Linked DNA regions of Mus musculus: region 2 is linked to region 1. A link is a loop called in an ENCODE intact Hi-C map of the cell type or tissue named here. Cell type or tissue: left cerebral cortex. All regions are shown on one strand. Links, peaks and the distances in the headings refer to the core of each region. The heading gives the core; the rest is flanking DNA.

Region 1 (7,829 bases), core at 1,791-5,790:
TATCTCCCATCTCTTGGTTACATAGATTCGAGCAATCAATGGACAGGATGACAAGCAAAAGCAAAGTGTTGTAAAACTCATAATTTTTTAAAGCTTGGGAGCTTTGAGAAAGAGATGATGTCAGGGATAGTGCCTCCAGATTTTAAAGGCTCTACCAGCAGGAACTGGCAAAGAAAATCCTATAGAAAAGACAGAACCTTGGGGAGTCTGGTAAGGTCTAGTGTTCCTTCACTATGAGCAATCTACTTCATGTATGTATGTGTCAACATTACTGGGATTGATCCCAGGGCTTCGTACATGCTAAGCAAACACTTGGCCACTGAACTATTTCTTCCATATACTTTCCTTTCCATCCTCTAACCAACCATTTCCTCCTTCTCTCCCTTTTTTTCTTGACAGGGTCTCTGAACTTGAACTTACTTTGTGACCCAGTACACTGAAAGTCTGACTACTCCAGACTCTTGAGTAACAAGTACACACAGGAACACAGAGCCATATATGGCTTTAGCTATACTCTTAAAGGAAAAAAGGCAGAAAAAAATGGCAGAAATGGCTAATAGTTTACTCTAGGCCTTCAGAATTTTGGCATCCTCCTTACTTTTATTTATCACAATCATCATTATCATCTCTATTATTTTATTATTTATTATAATTGGTAATAATAGAACTTCAAGCAAAGTAAAGGAAATCACATTCACAGTAAAATGGGAGACAACTCTTTCTTTTTTCTTGGCTACATCTGGAACATCATTTTGATGAGACAGAACGGGCACCTTGATGATCTATATAGGATGACATGGTAAAAAAATCAAAAACATCCTAACTGAGTTTTTGAGCATCATTATAAAGGCAAGCTGTCTTAATACATAACTTGATTCTTATCACACAAAACATAAAGATTTACTCTAGGTAATGTATGGGTTGATTTTAGCTATACCTGAGTCATATTCCTCCTATTCCATAAGCTTCTATGGGGAAAAAGACCAATTTGTCTTATTTCTCATTTTAGTGCCGCAGACTGCACCTGGAACATAATAGGAATTCAGTGGGTATTTAATGACTAAGTAACAGAGACAGTGACTGAATTTTGTCAACATGTGTTTTTCCCCAAATTGTTGTAATATTACCTTCATTTTCAAAAGTAATACTCTTGGAACATTCTCCTGGCTAGAAATAGCCCTATTAGAATGACAAAAAGCCAACTATATCATTGTGGTTGGTTTTCAAGCCTAGCTATAGACACATTCTGTTAGAAAACTTATGTGTGGGTGAGCACAGAGTTTATGGTTCAGGGTGGAGAGTTTATTTTTCACAATCTGTGAAAGCAAAATATGTGGATTGACTCAATGATCAGAAGGTATCCCATTTATTTATTATTTATTTATCTATTTATTTTTATTTCTAAACCCCAAGAATGGAATCCTCTGTTCATCTCCTGAGCATCCTTGAGACCTCTACGGGGGGAGGGGGGTGAGTGGAGCTTTTAGTAGAACTGATGAGCTGAAAGCATCCCAAGTCATTTTCTGAACGTCTTGATTATGAACATCATCCAAAGAAACATTGGCCCGAAATGTTCATTTTCCACATGGGGCATCATGGAGCCCCACACCAATAAGTCTTTGGCCCGTTAAAATTTCTTATCAATGGAGACCCTGACTCAATCAACAAAGAGAAGCAACAACACAAAGACAAGTGAGGTGGCACACATTTTAATCTCAATAGGTTGAGCCAGGAGGCTGTGAGATCAAAGTCAGCTTCATCTATATAGAGAGTTCCAGGGCTACATAAGGAGATGAGACACTCCAAAACAAACAAGTATTCCAATACCTTGATACAATATAAAGATATTGTATGCTTAGACACTTTTCTGCTATTCTTGATTTCTGCATTCAGCTAATTATTTTCCCTATGAATGCCACAGATAATCTTAAAACATTAAGCTTTTTTGTTTTTTAGTCTCTCACCTACAAGCAGAAATATGTTCTCCATAGTGACCTCATTCTTTATCCTGTCTAGGGCAGATTTATGTCTCCCTCTAACTTCCCATTTGGATTTAGCTCCTTAGTCAAAATGGCCTATTTAAGTTGTAATGATCGTTCCCGTGTTGGAGTTCTGGCAACCTACTACAAAATGACAGATGCAGGAGAATCCAGTGGAGGAAGGCACCATGAAGATCCAGGCTTTCAACAGTAAACAAACATTCAGCTCCGTGGCTCTCTTGCTTGCATTTTCAAGATGAATGTATTTAAATACACAAGAGACAAGCTATTTTCAGACAGCTGCTCATCTATGAGGCTTTTGGCACCAGTCACCTAGGCTTGCCTTTTTTTTTTTTTAAAATCAGATGATTGATGCTTTCTTTAATCTTGAGTTGTTATATTCATGATAGAGATCCTTGTTTTTAACTAGAGCTCAAAAAAGGCTTTGGACTGAGAGATTTGGAGGACACTAAAAAGTTTCAACACTGGATTTTTCCTTTCATTTGTCAGTTAACAAGTCTAGAATTAGATATATAACTGCTTCACGAAGGAAATTTTCCACAAAAATCTTCTATATGATTGGAATCATATTACAACAACATTATCACAAGTCATCAATTACTGAACTATGAGTTCATTTGCCAGGAACATAGTTTTACCTTGAAAATCTGAAAATTTATAAATGACAAGACATGTATGTTTTGATAAGTGCAAGTTTGCAATATATTCTATGTATATGGGTAATAAGGTAGGCAATCTAAGACTCTTGTGGAAAAAATTGGTCATAACAGGGTATCTATAAGGAAACATAATTTTCTTATTTTGCAAAAAGATTCAACAAAGAAAAAGGCTATGACTAAAAAAAAAAAAAAAAAAACAACTTCATTCTTCTGTCCTCTGTTTTCCTCTATTAGTCCATGAGTTATTCATATGTACAAGCTCTTGTGGTTAAGGCAAGAGAAGAAGAAAGAGATATATGCTTGCTGATTGTAAGATATAAAAATGCACAAGGGGCAGGTGGTGGTTGTACACGCCTTTAATCCCAACACTTGGGAGGCAGAGGCAGAAAAAAAGAAAGAAAAGGAAAAAAGAAATGCATGAAACATGCAAGTAAACAGTTCCAGGTAGGATAGAGTGAAATATAGTCTATACTAAAGGAGCATGTTCCTAGGGAAGTGGGAGCAGGAAGGAGGAAGAAATGAAAGACTCAACTGAGAGGTGATTTGCCCTTAAACTAACATCCCTGGGGTTGAGCATAATCAGATACTTCTGTCTTGGTTGTAGAGCAGTGACCTCTAAAACGAGAAAGTATCTCAAGTCAGTTATTCTATGCTGTCTCCATTTAGCTAGGACTCTTGAAGAACTTGCTCTCTCTCTATTTTTCCTGTTTTCTCACATTTCAACCTATTTGTAGAAAAGGAAATTGGTAATTTTTTTCTGTATTAGTGACAGCTACAAACAGTACAACCATATCGAAAATAATTGGACTACTGTAGAATTCAGAGAATTGACTGATTCATTTCACTTTTATCTATCCCTCTCCCTAATACACACAAATTTTAGATGGAAACAGCTAATTGCCACTGTCTTTGACTAAATGATATTGAATGACACTATTTTTAAAACCCCACTACCATCTCCTGACTCAACCTGTTGCTTTATCTTTAGTAGTTTGAGAACTTTTTGAAATTGGGTGAGTCTGGAGGTAGTGTTGATTTAAGGGTAGTCTGCAGCTCAGCATGTGTCCTCTGCCAAGAGGATAATTAAAGCAACGGAGTTGCTCGTCTTAGATGGAAAGAGAACAAACATTAAGTGAAGATAAACAATGAGGAGTCCATTAAAATACAGAACCTAAGTGTATCAAACTTGGAAATGGGACCGACAGACTCAGTCTGTTTTGGAAACTGGTGAATTGTACCCACTTCTGTTAAAAGTCTGCTGTAGCCAGCACAGCAAGCGCTGGCTTGACTCCCAGACACAATGTAGAATCCATCTGTTCGGTCACTGAGCCTCATAGGTACTTGGAGGAAAGACTGTGTGCATGGGACAGGCTCCAATAAGGAGTGGGATTTCTCAAGATATTAAAAATGTGTTTTGCCAGTCCTGGGTTTAACAAGTGAGTCAAGGACTCTACTGTCCTTATGTCTTTACTCCATACACATCGGTGGTTTAAAGTCCCCGATGCAAGGCCGAGTAACATAGTTTAGCACAGTGCGTAGCTTTGAGTGGACTTTAAATTAGTATTTACCTGATGATAGCACTACTGCTTTAAAAAATATATATACCTCAATATGTTCAGTGGCATGCCAAGAGCTTTCTGATTTCTTTCCTTTCTTCTACTTTTCTTTTTTTCTTTAAACAAATGTCTACTGAGGTCTACCTAGCTTTCTCTGTAGGCCCAGTATTGCTCTAAGAGTTCAAGCTTAAATGGTGAGCGAGGGACATCACGTACCATCAATTCTAGTTAAGGCTATAATAATGATATATAAATTAACAATGCATATTCATATGATTGTAGATATTATGAAAAGACAAGTAAAATACAGCAATGTGATAGTGATGGGGAAGGGAGAGTTATATTTCACTGGAAATTTTTGCAATGGGGCAGATGCTTAAAATTAGACCTCACTGGATAAGAACAATATTTGCATATCATAGATATGTGTGGGAAGAATTTCTCTGGAAGATAAGCATTTTAAAATATATTCCAGAGCAGCCAGATTTGTATAAAAGGGACAGTAACTGTGAGCAAATCCAGAATGGAAGAGCGTAGCACACCTAGGAGCCTGAGGGGATCCAGGGTTACAGACTGGATGGGTCCACAAAGACAAATAGTAACCAGCTTTTCATGCATTATTTTCAACCAGTACAGTGACCTATAGTTTAGATACTGTCTGTTTCTCTATGGAGATAGACTATTATACTCAGGTTAAATATCATGGCAAAATCACATTGCTGACATGTTCAGTGTCCAGATTTGGAGCAGCCTGGTCCCAGAGCTTATCCTAATAAGCTAAATCTCAAGAAAAGTCTAGACATTACCAGCAACACTTTGAAAATATCACCTTTGATGTCTCCAACCATTCATCATTCCATGTGATTTGCCTCAACAAAGAACAATAGATACCAGCATGAATCCGAAGTGAAGAGTTAAAAAGAATGGTTATAAAATCAGGAAGACCAGTAGACTCAACTAACCTAGACCCCTAGGAGCACCCAGACACTGAGCCACTAACCAGGGAGTGTACACAAGCTGCTCTGAGGCCCCTGACACACACACACACACACACACACACACACACACACACACACACACACAGAGAGAGAGAGAGAGAGAGAGAGAGAGAGAGAGAGAGAGAGAGAGAGAGAGCACAAGAGCAGAGCAGAGAACTGCCTGGTTTGGCCTCAGTGGAAGAAGATGCACCTAATCTTCAAGAGATTTGAAGCCCCAGGGAGGGAGGGTCTGGGGATGGAGAAACATCCTCTTAGAGACTGGGGAGGAGGAATGGGATGAAGAACTATGGGAACTATGGAAGGTTGGGTAATGGATGGATTATAAATAAAGGAAATAATTAAAAACAATTAATAAATCAGGAAAAATCTTTGGTTTCTCCTGGCTCCAGTTTTCTTTTTCTTTTCTTTTTTATTAGGTATTTTCTTATTTTACATTTCAAATGCTATCCCCAAAGTCCCCCATACCCTCCCCCCTCCCCTCCCCACCCACTCCCACTTCTTGGCCCAGGTGTTTCCCTGTACTGAGGCATATAAAGTTTGCAAGACCAAGGGGCCTCTCTTCCCAGTGATGGCAGACTAGGCCATCTTCTACTACATATGCAGCTAGAGACACAAGCTCTGGGGATACTGGTTAATTCATATTGTTGTTCCACCAATAGGGTTGCAGAACCCTTTAGCTCCTTGGGTACTTTCTCTAGCTGCTCCAATGGGGGCCTTGCATTCCATCCACTTCTGTGTTTGCCAGGCACCAGCATAGTCTCACAAGAGACAGCTATATCAGGGTCCTTTCAGCAAAATCTTGCTGGCATATGCAATGGTGTCTGCGTTTGGAGGCTGATTATGGGATGGATCCCTGGGTGCGGCAGTCTCTAGATGGTCCATCCTTTCATCTCAGCTCCAAACTTTGTCTTTGTAACTCCTTCCATGGGTGTTTTGTTCCCAATTCTAAGAAGGGGCAAAGTGTCCACACTTTGGTCTTCGTTCTTCTTCAGTTTCATGTGTTTTGCAAATTGTATCTTATATCATGGGTATTCTAAGTTTCTGGGCTAATATCCACTTATCAGTGAGTACATATCATTTGAGTTCTTTTGTGATTGGGCTACCTCACTCAGTATGATACCCTTCAGGTTCATCCATTTGCCTAGGAATTTCATAAATTCATTCTTTTTAATAGCTGAGTAGTACTCCATTGTGTAAATGCACCACAATTTCTGTATCCATTCCTCTGTTTAGGGGCATCTGGGTTCTTTCCAGCTTCTGGCTATTATAAATAAGGCTGCTATGAATATAGTGGAGCATGTGTCCTTCTTACCAGTTGGAACATCTTCTGGATATATGCCCAGGAGAGGTATTGCAAGATCCTCCAGTAGTACTATGTCCAATTTTCTGAGGAACTTCCAGACTGATTTCCAGAGTGGTTGTACAAGCTTGCAATCCCACCAACAATGGAGGAGTGTTCCTCTTTCTCTACATACTCACCAGCAATTGCTGTCACCTGAATTTTTGATCTTAGCCATTCTGACTGGTGTGAGGTGGAATCTCAGGGTTGTTTTGATTTGCATTTCCCTGATGATTAAGGATGTTGAACATTTTTTAGGTGCTTCTCAGCCATTCATTATTCCTCAGGTCAGAATTTTTTGTTTAGCTCTGAGCCCCATTTTTTAATAAGGTTTTTTGATTTTCTGAGTTCTTTATATATATTGGATATTAGTTCCCTATCTTATTTAGGATTGGTAAAGATCCTTTCCCAATCTGTTGGTGGCCTTTTTGTCTTATTGACAGTGTCTTTTGCCTTACAGAAGCTTTGCAATATTATAAGGTCCCATTTGTCGATTCTCGATCTTACAAGCACAAGCCATTGCTGTTCTATTCAGGAATTTCCCCCTGTGCCCATATCTTTGAGGCTTTTCCCCATTTTCTCCTCTATAAGTTTCATTGTCTCTGGTTTTATATGGAGTTCCTTGATCCACTTAGATTTGACCTTAGTACAAGGAGATAAGAATGGATCAATTCACATTCTTCTACATGATAACTGCCAGTTGTGCCAGCACCATTTGTTGAAAATGCTGTCTTTTTTCCACTGGATGGTTTTAGCTCCCTTGTCAAAGATCAAGTGACCATAGGTGTGTGGGATCATTTCTGGGTCTTCAATTCTATTCCATTGGTCTACTTGTCTGTCGCTATACCAGTACCTTGCACTTTTTATTACTATTGCTCTGTAGTACAGCGTTAGATCAGGCCTGGTGATTCCACCAGAGGTTCTTTTATCATTGAGAAGGGTTTTTGCTATCCTAGGTTTTTTGTTAGATGAATTTGCTAATTACCCTTTCTAATTCGTTGAAAAATTGAGTTGGAATTTTGATGGGGATTGTGTTGAGTCTGTAGATTGTTTTTGGAAAGATAGCCATTTTTAGTATATTCATCCTGCTGATCCATGAGAATGGGAGAACTTTCAATCTTCTGAGATCTTCTTTGATTTCTTTCTTCTGAGACTTGAAGTTCTTATCATACAGATCTTTCACTTCCTTAGTTAGAGTCACACCAAGGTATTTTATATTATTTGTGACTATTGTGAAGGGTGTTGTTTCCCTAATTTCTTTCTCACCCTGTTTATCC
Region 2 (7,829 bases), core at 2,407-6,406, 170 kb before region 1:
AGATATTTACACTACGACTCATAACCCTAGCAAACTTGTAGTTATGAAGTAGCAATGAAAACAATTTTGTGGTTGGGTGTCATGACAACGTGGGGAACTATTGAAGGGTCACAGCATTAGGAAAGTTGAGCACTACTGGAATAGATGGTCATAGGAAGAGAAGGGACATGGCCATGAGAAGGCAGAGACAAACATGAGAGTGATGCTTGGTACCCCAGCAAAAGGCATCTACCTCAGCACAGCTGGAAGAGCAAGGAGCCTAGTCCCATTGACACCTTGATTTCCGATTTCTAGCCTACGTAGCCCAAGAGAATCTATTTCTGTTAATACATCTCATTTGTGCTGCTTTATTATATAAATGCTACAAAATGAACACATAGCCCTCCTATTCATCCTTTCCAGTTGTTTCCGTACCTTCATTTATCTTGTGTATGTGTGCACATGTGTGCATGTGTTTGAATCTGAAAGTCTGAGTTCAACTTCAAGTATCTTACTTAATAAACCCATATCTCGTTTTAGAAGAGAGTATCTTTAACTTTTATGGAGCTTGTTGATTATTCTAGGCTGACTAGTCAGCTAGAGAGCTCCAGGGGTCTACTTGTCTCCATCTCAGCAGCATTAGGATTCCAAAAATACACCACCACACCCAGCTTTTTAACATGGTTCTGGGGTTTGAACTCAGGTCCTCTTGCTTGCATGGCTAAGCCTTCTTCCAAGTTATGATCTTCCCTTCTTTCCTCCTCTCTCGTTCATCTTCCAGCACATTTCTACAGCCTGTGTGTTGTCTCCAGACTGCCATTCCTCCAGGCACAAAAGGGTAGACAGCCTGGTTCAGAACTTGCTAAGTAAGGAGGGAACAAAGGGAAAGCTATCTGCAGGTGTTGAGTGGCTTACAGCTGGATGGCTCAGCCACCATGCTGCCGGAAACAGCTGCAAGGGTCTGACATATGTAGTGTGGATCTTGGCAATATCATCTTCGGAAGCTGTGAGAACAACAAGCTTGCTTAGGACTTCATATGAATTGGCCCAGACACCTACTCTCCCTTCCCAGCCTCTTGAAATTGACTTTTGCAGCTTCTTAGCATTCAGCAGCAGCCCTCACTGGTGAAGCTTAGACAGACTGTATGTTCCCTACAAAGCAGGGTACTGACAGCTTTTTTCTTTTCCTTTCCTCATTGCTTAATCTGTCCACTTCCTGATACTAATGGATTTTTAAATGAGCCTAGGACAATTGATAGCATTTCCCAATTAAAACCAAATACCCTTCATCCACCCTTCACACAGTCGCTCAGTACAAAGAAAAAGCGCTGGCAGTATAGCACAAACCAAGAGCTCTCTGATTCTCTTGCCTCCTGCCTCTGCTGCCTGCAGAGAGGGGGTGCCCCGCCCAACGACCTGGCTTCTGCAAAAGTGCTCTGCAAAGTAGGAGAACCATCTAGATAATCATCCCAAGTGACTCAGCCTGAATTTTCTAAGCAGCATCAGGACCAGAATCATACGTAGGACTTTCCCTATCCTTTCTCAAGCTTGAGATTTCATAGCCAGGGAGCTTACATGCTTCTCCCAGGATTATAGGAGAATATTCGTTAGCCATGTTAATTGATAGAATATTTGAAGTTAGCAGGGTTGATGGATTTCCCATTAAATGATCTCTGCCAAGTGAGTGCCTACTCTGGCCTTGGCCCTGCATTTGGCCCCTTGTATAAATAATCTCTAACTCTTACTACATCATGTGCTTTACAGATGCCTAGACAGATACCCTCAGAAGTTGAATGATTTATCTTGACACCATGCACTGAGTTAGGTAGAATGAACCCAAATCTGGGTTACTTTGGTGCTTCTTGGACTGCATATGAAAGAGTAGCCATATTTCGGGACTGTGTTCAAGGCTACTTTACTTACTTGGAAGGTTGACATATGGAAGGTGCAAGATTCATGTTAGAGAAGTAACACATGGCGGTTTTAGATCTATGATTGATTTCAGTCTTCTTAGACCTCAGTGTCCTCCTAGAGGACAATCAAGAATGCTCTGAGGAAATGCTCCTAGCAGCAAGAAGCAACTGGGGTTAGTTTCTTCTCTCTGTATAATCAAGCTGTCATTTCAATACTATGCTCCTAAACTCTGTTTCTACAAGTCTTCCCTTAGCCTTATTTTAATAATTCTTCATTACCATTTACTAGATAAAGCCTACTGTTGGCACAATTAGCCCTCCAATACAGAGAAGGACCTTTGTATGTATGTATGCATGTGTGTATGTATGCATATGTATGTATGTATGTATGTATGTATATGTGTTTAGTGCAAAGGTTGACTGTGAAGTATGTCCTTCCTTCCTTTCTTCCTTCCTTCCTTCCTTCCTTCCTTTCTTACTTCCTTCCCCCCTCTCTTTTTCTCTCTCATATCTTTTATAAATCAAACTATCTCCATTACTTTATGAGTTGAATCTGGGGTTCACAGATTTATCTAGATTAGCTGGCCAGCAAGGCCCAAGGATCTGCCTGCCTCCTCTTCCCTGTGGCTAGGATTATGGTTACATGCAGCCATACTACCTAGGAGTTTTACATGAGTGCTAGGGAACCAAACTCAGGTCCTTCTGCTTGTGTGGTAAGAACTTGCGGAATGACCCATATACCCAGCCCTCTTGCATAAATATATCTAGAATATAGTGAGGAGCCATTCAAATGTTAGAAGACAGTTTGTGGCAAAGTCATGCCAGCAGAATGTTAATAAGTGCTGTTGGTTCTAGGTCCACTAAAGATCCAGAACTCATATCCATTTAGCCCTGAAGCCATTTAGTTTTTATCTAATCTATCACCCAGATTTAGCCCCAGAGGTTTCCTTTATTTCTGTTTGGTTCCAGAACCATCCTCCATTCTGCTGCTGGCATGACTTTGCCACAAACTGCTTTCTAATAGTTGAATGGCTCCTCACTCTATTCTAGATATATTTTATATTCTTAAATGTGCCCTAGTAGGACAGCATCTCATTTTAGCCCCCTGGAAACTTGTGACTGAGCTTTCTACCACCTTAAGTTTGCTCACATTCAACTCTAGACACCATGAACTTCAAATGCCAGGCTTCTTCCCCCAAGGCCTCTGCATATGCAGTCTCTTAACCAGGTAGACCCAGAGTTTTCACCCAGTTGACCCTACACATTCTTCAGATGCCAACATTGATGATTTCTTGGGAAATCTTCAGCCATATATATCCATGTGAACATCTAGGACAGCATCCTGGCAGCCTGCACCCATTATGCATACGCTTTGGTCATTTTGATGGACATTGCTTGCTTGCCATCTTTTCTCTTCCATATACAGAGCTCTGAGAGGCCACAGCATGACATTTTGAAGCATAGCACTGGGAGTGTGTGGTAGACGATAAATATTTATTGCTTTCCTTTCTTTCCTTCAATTTGCTTGACATCGACCCCGTCAGCCACAATTGGTTCATCTGAAACATTCTTATTTGAATGTTTTAGGCCAAGTGCTGTCCCTTTATCCTCCTCTCTCATGTTATCCTGTCTTCCTTTCACTCTTATAAAGGTGTTTTAGGGTCATGCCATGAACTGTCACTTTTAAATATTTGACAAAAACAAAAAACCCCGAAAAGCTTAGTTTTACTTTTTCCTCCCTCATGTCTTCAATAGTGACAGGATGAACTAAGCATGTAGTGAATTTCAGTTGCCATGGTAACTGATAATGGTCTAGTTCTTTCACTTTCTTTCATAGAGAGGAAAAATGTCTCTTTTTCTTTAATGAGCAAGATATGAGAATTTATCCTACTATCTGTTAGATATCTAACAGCCCAAAGGACTATTTTTCAATTATCTAGTGCTCTTATACAATCTTGAAAACTTTTTGCTACTGGTCACAATGGTCCATCTTACTTCACATGTTCACTCTGGAGCTTCATAAGGCTTGAAGAGAAGTCTGGATGTCTGTACGTGTACTGTGTGCAGGCACATGCTCCTGAGGAGGAACAGTGAGTGTAACCCCATGTTACATGGCGCAGATTTTTGTCTTGGATGAACTAAGTCGTGAGATACAACCACTCTAGAATTCTCTAAACACAGCTCATTTGCATAAAGACGAGGAGAAGATTCTCTGGGGCCTGGGATTAGTGTGCAGCCTCTCTAATTGGTTGTATGGGTAGGAGTGAAAGACAGCTGTTCACAGCCATTTCTTCACTCTAACTAGGGCAACCTTCTTTCCAGTTTTCAAGTAAAAGGAAAAATATATTGCTGCACAGCGAGGAATTTGTACATGCAAGAAAATAAGGACACCCTGGAGTCAACTCAGACTCTGGGGGCAGGGCATGTCCCTACTTTTTGATAGAAGCAAAAGGAACTGGTTAGTTTCCTTACATCTCTCGAGCATTTATATTTCTCTGGAAAGTTTCTCATTTGCTAATGTTATGAGAGGGACATGGTGGGTAAGCTTGAAGTTCTGAGAGGGGAAATGGTCTGTCAAAAGTCACAGAGGCAGATGATGACAGGCTCCATGAGGGAATCCTGGTCTGCTTATTTGTAATCCAGTATCTATGTTCTAGTTTGAATATGACTTGTTCCCACTAGAAGAACTCAAGAGATTAGTTATCAGAGAAACAGCTATCAAACCAGGTTATCTCTTCCTTCCTCTTCTTCCAGAACCACTCACTAACATTTCACTTTCTGTTACAAGGTCCTCACAGGAAGGAAAGAAGATAGATGCTCATCAAATGCTGTGAGACCCTTGGGACTTCTACAACTGGGAGATAAATCAACTTCTATTCTTTACAAATCACCTGGTCTGAAGGATTTCCTTTTTATAGCTCTAGAGTAAGAGAACATCTTACTCATCCTACTCGTCTAGTGCTCTTGTGGGAGAGATGTTGGTCTTATCAACAATTATTTTGCTTCAGTATCTATACAGTAGCCATGACATAAATGTTTATAACAATACTTTAATGGGGGTAGAAATTTAAGCATGGGATAATATTCTGGGAGGCTCTGTGTGTGGAGTCTGTATCCATGTGGTCAGGGAGTTTGTTATTGCTGCTGTAATTTCATATGCTCCTCCTGGCACAGTGATCTCAGCACTAATGTAATCCTCTGTTTTAAAAAATAAAGAGGTTCAAAAAGATGAAGTTCCCCACTTGAACCTGAGGAATCAATAACTTGTGGCAATACCCGGAAGAGAGCAGATGGGAGTGACGGGCAGAGAAATGAGAGAAAAGTCTTGCACTGGAATATTCTGCCTATCATCGTGTTCTGAATCATATGCTAGGTTTTTACCATATTAGAGCTTGATCGAATTTTGCAGCATCCATGCATATCTATCCTATACCTGAGGAAATGAAAATTCAAAACTGTTGAATTGCATACTGGGATCAGGAGAGTAAGTGTGTGTGTGTGTGGGTACCCTCGGATTCCAGAACAGGGCACTGGATCTCCTGGAGCTGCAGTTACAGGCAGTTGTGAACTACCTGATCTGAAAGCTGACAACAGAGCCCTGGCCCTCTGAAAGAGCAGCAAGTGTTATTAAGCACCGGGCCATCTCTCCAGCCCCAAGGGACTACAAGAGTTTCAACCTTCTACAAAAAATTCAGATCTAGGAAGCGGCTTTGAATATGTCCTATCCTTCATAGATAGACGTAACAACGCAAGAATTCTCAAACAGGGTTTATCAATGTCCTAGCATGCTCAGTGTAATACAACTAAGAGTTGTATTGGTAAAATACACAATCATTTTTTAACCAACAGTACTGAAAGATCCTGACAGAATGTAAAAGGACACAGAAGCCCTGAAATTGGCAAGATAGATGTCAGTGTTAGCAGAACTAGCTTCACTGATTTAGAAAAATAGAGGTGCACAATGCTCTGGCCACTCCTTGAACCTGTGTGTCTGCCAATGTTTTGACCGTTCCTTGACCCATGTGTGTGCCCACTGATGAAGCCCATTGCCAGGTGTTTGTGATATTGGTTGCTGGGAAAGAGTCAGAAAATCTCCCCAGCAACCTCAGCCCGGCCAATCCTGAGTTGCTACACCTGCACCAGACTCTTTCCTTGTACCCCTCCCATACCCATTTCGTGAGAATAGACATTGTTTAGATCTGGAAATCCCTCTGGAAATCCCGTACTCCCCCGCTTCTTCTTTCCCCACTGAGGGCCTATAAAAACTGGGACCTCTTTCCTCTCGAGGTCGACTCCTCTACCCCTGCGTGGGATATGAGTCATCCCCAGAGCTCTGGCTTTCCCCGAATAAAGCCTCATGTGGTTTGAACAAGCTCGGTCTATCGTGAGTTCTTGGGTGTCCGCTCTTGTCCTGAGGCCTGAGTGAGGGGCTCCTCTCGGAGTCTTTCAGTACAATATTGGACCAGCTGTCCACCTTTCTGGCCTGGTTTCTCCTATGTAAAATCTAGTGGATGATAACTGGCAGAGCACCTCTACATCACATGCTAGTGCTGATTGATGACTTAGTAGTCGCTCTTTGGCATGCTGCTCATGTGGGACTCTCAGATACCCTACACCTTGCTCATATGCCTTGAGCATGGTGGGTGGAACAGGAGCAAGTTTGCCATAGATTTGACAAACCAAGACTGAATGAGCAGTAAACATTGACAGGTTTATCATCTTTGTTTACTTGCTCAGTCACTTGCAAAATGATTTCTATTTTCGATTTATATTGGCTGCTGGAATAAATTATCACACTCATCATGAATCTTCATTTTTAAGCTATGGGGGGTGTGGGGGGGTAAATGAACTTTTTTGGCTAGACCCATGAGCAAAGAGCTTGTAGAACAAACCTTATCCTAAGCCCATAGGGGCTCTTTAATTCCAAAGTTTCTTTCATTTTTTTTCCAAATTAAAAAAAAAAATCTTCAAATCTTCCATCTCAATCTCTTTCTCAATGTGATGCTCTCCTCCCCTGTCCCCCAAATTATTCAAATGACTAAAGTACTGGAAGGATAGGTAGGGGAGGACTTGTTAATAGGCAGCCTTTCCTTTACCGTGGATGAAGAACCATTTTTGACTTTAAGATAGTGTGAAAGCAATACTCATTCATTAAAAAGTGCAATTTGAATTGTGATCTTTTCCTAAACTAGTGGTGTTAGTACTCTGCTCTCTCATGATGCTGGGCAGCAGCAGGAAGCTACAGCTCCGGGTTATTCACGTGACTACTAGAGAGAACAACAGATGCTCTGTAGAGTGGGCTGGGCTGCTCCACTGTGATTTTCAGTAGCTTAGGTGGATTGCATGCGTTTGGGGCTGCATCATACATGAGTTTATTGGGGCACATCATATGTAAAGCAGAGAGCAAACGAATTTTTGAAAATGTAAAACTCAGGTGTGTGTGTGTGTGTGTGTGTGTGTGTGTGTGTTCTGGGAAGCATGTCCAAGGCCTTGAGCATGTGACTATGTGTTCATCACTGAGCCATACTCCAGAACCTCGAGTTTTGTAGTTTGGAACATGTAAAAGCTTAAAAGCTTAAAATCAGATGGTTGAACTGCTTAAAAGCAGAACCTGCGACGTCAAGGGGATTTGAATTTTCCCTGACATGTGCAAATGCATTGATAGAGAAGCTTCTTGGGCAAACTGAGTGATCGCACTTCTGTAAAGCAGAGGCTGTGGATTTGGGATAGGAAGACAGCTGGCAGCTCTCCATAGCATATACTTTGGGATCAGATCCAGCATGCTCATGGTAAGGGGGACTGCGTGGTTGCTAGCTAGCTCGGTTGCATTTTTTTTTCAACCTGTATCTCTCAGCACCCATGGTTTGCTGTATAAATTGCATTTCTATGCAAGATCTACTGTGAACAAACATAAGCTTGAAAATCAAGCATCCAGAC

What was found. Peaks named below come from ENCODE experiments on the same cell type or tissue, not always from the same donor. Only the 100,000 strongest peaks of a DNase experiment are listed, where the experiment ranks them.
Region 2: it touches region 1 in a loop (13-fold over the local background); 2 of 42 quality-filtered maps call a loop at or near these places.

The regions. Positions count from the first base shown.
Region 1 is chr11:42,923,490-42,931,318 of GRCm38, reverse strand. No RefSeq gene overlaps it. Among named protein-coding and RNA genes, the nearest start is that of Gm34644, 54 kb to the right of the region's middle. In left cerebral cortex, for the core only: no CTCF peak of the experiment used is centred there; DNase peaks (open chromatin) are centred at 2,195 and 3,978.
Region 2 is chr11:43,092,511-43,100,339 of GRCm38, reverse strand. It overlaps a transcript of Atp10b not described here. Among named protein-coding and RNA genes, the nearest start is that of Atp10b, 53 kb to the left of the region's middle. In left cerebral cortex, for the core only: no CTCF peak of the experiment used is centred there; DNase peaks (open chromatin) are centred at 3,708 and 4,128; H3K27ac peaks cover 1,329 bases.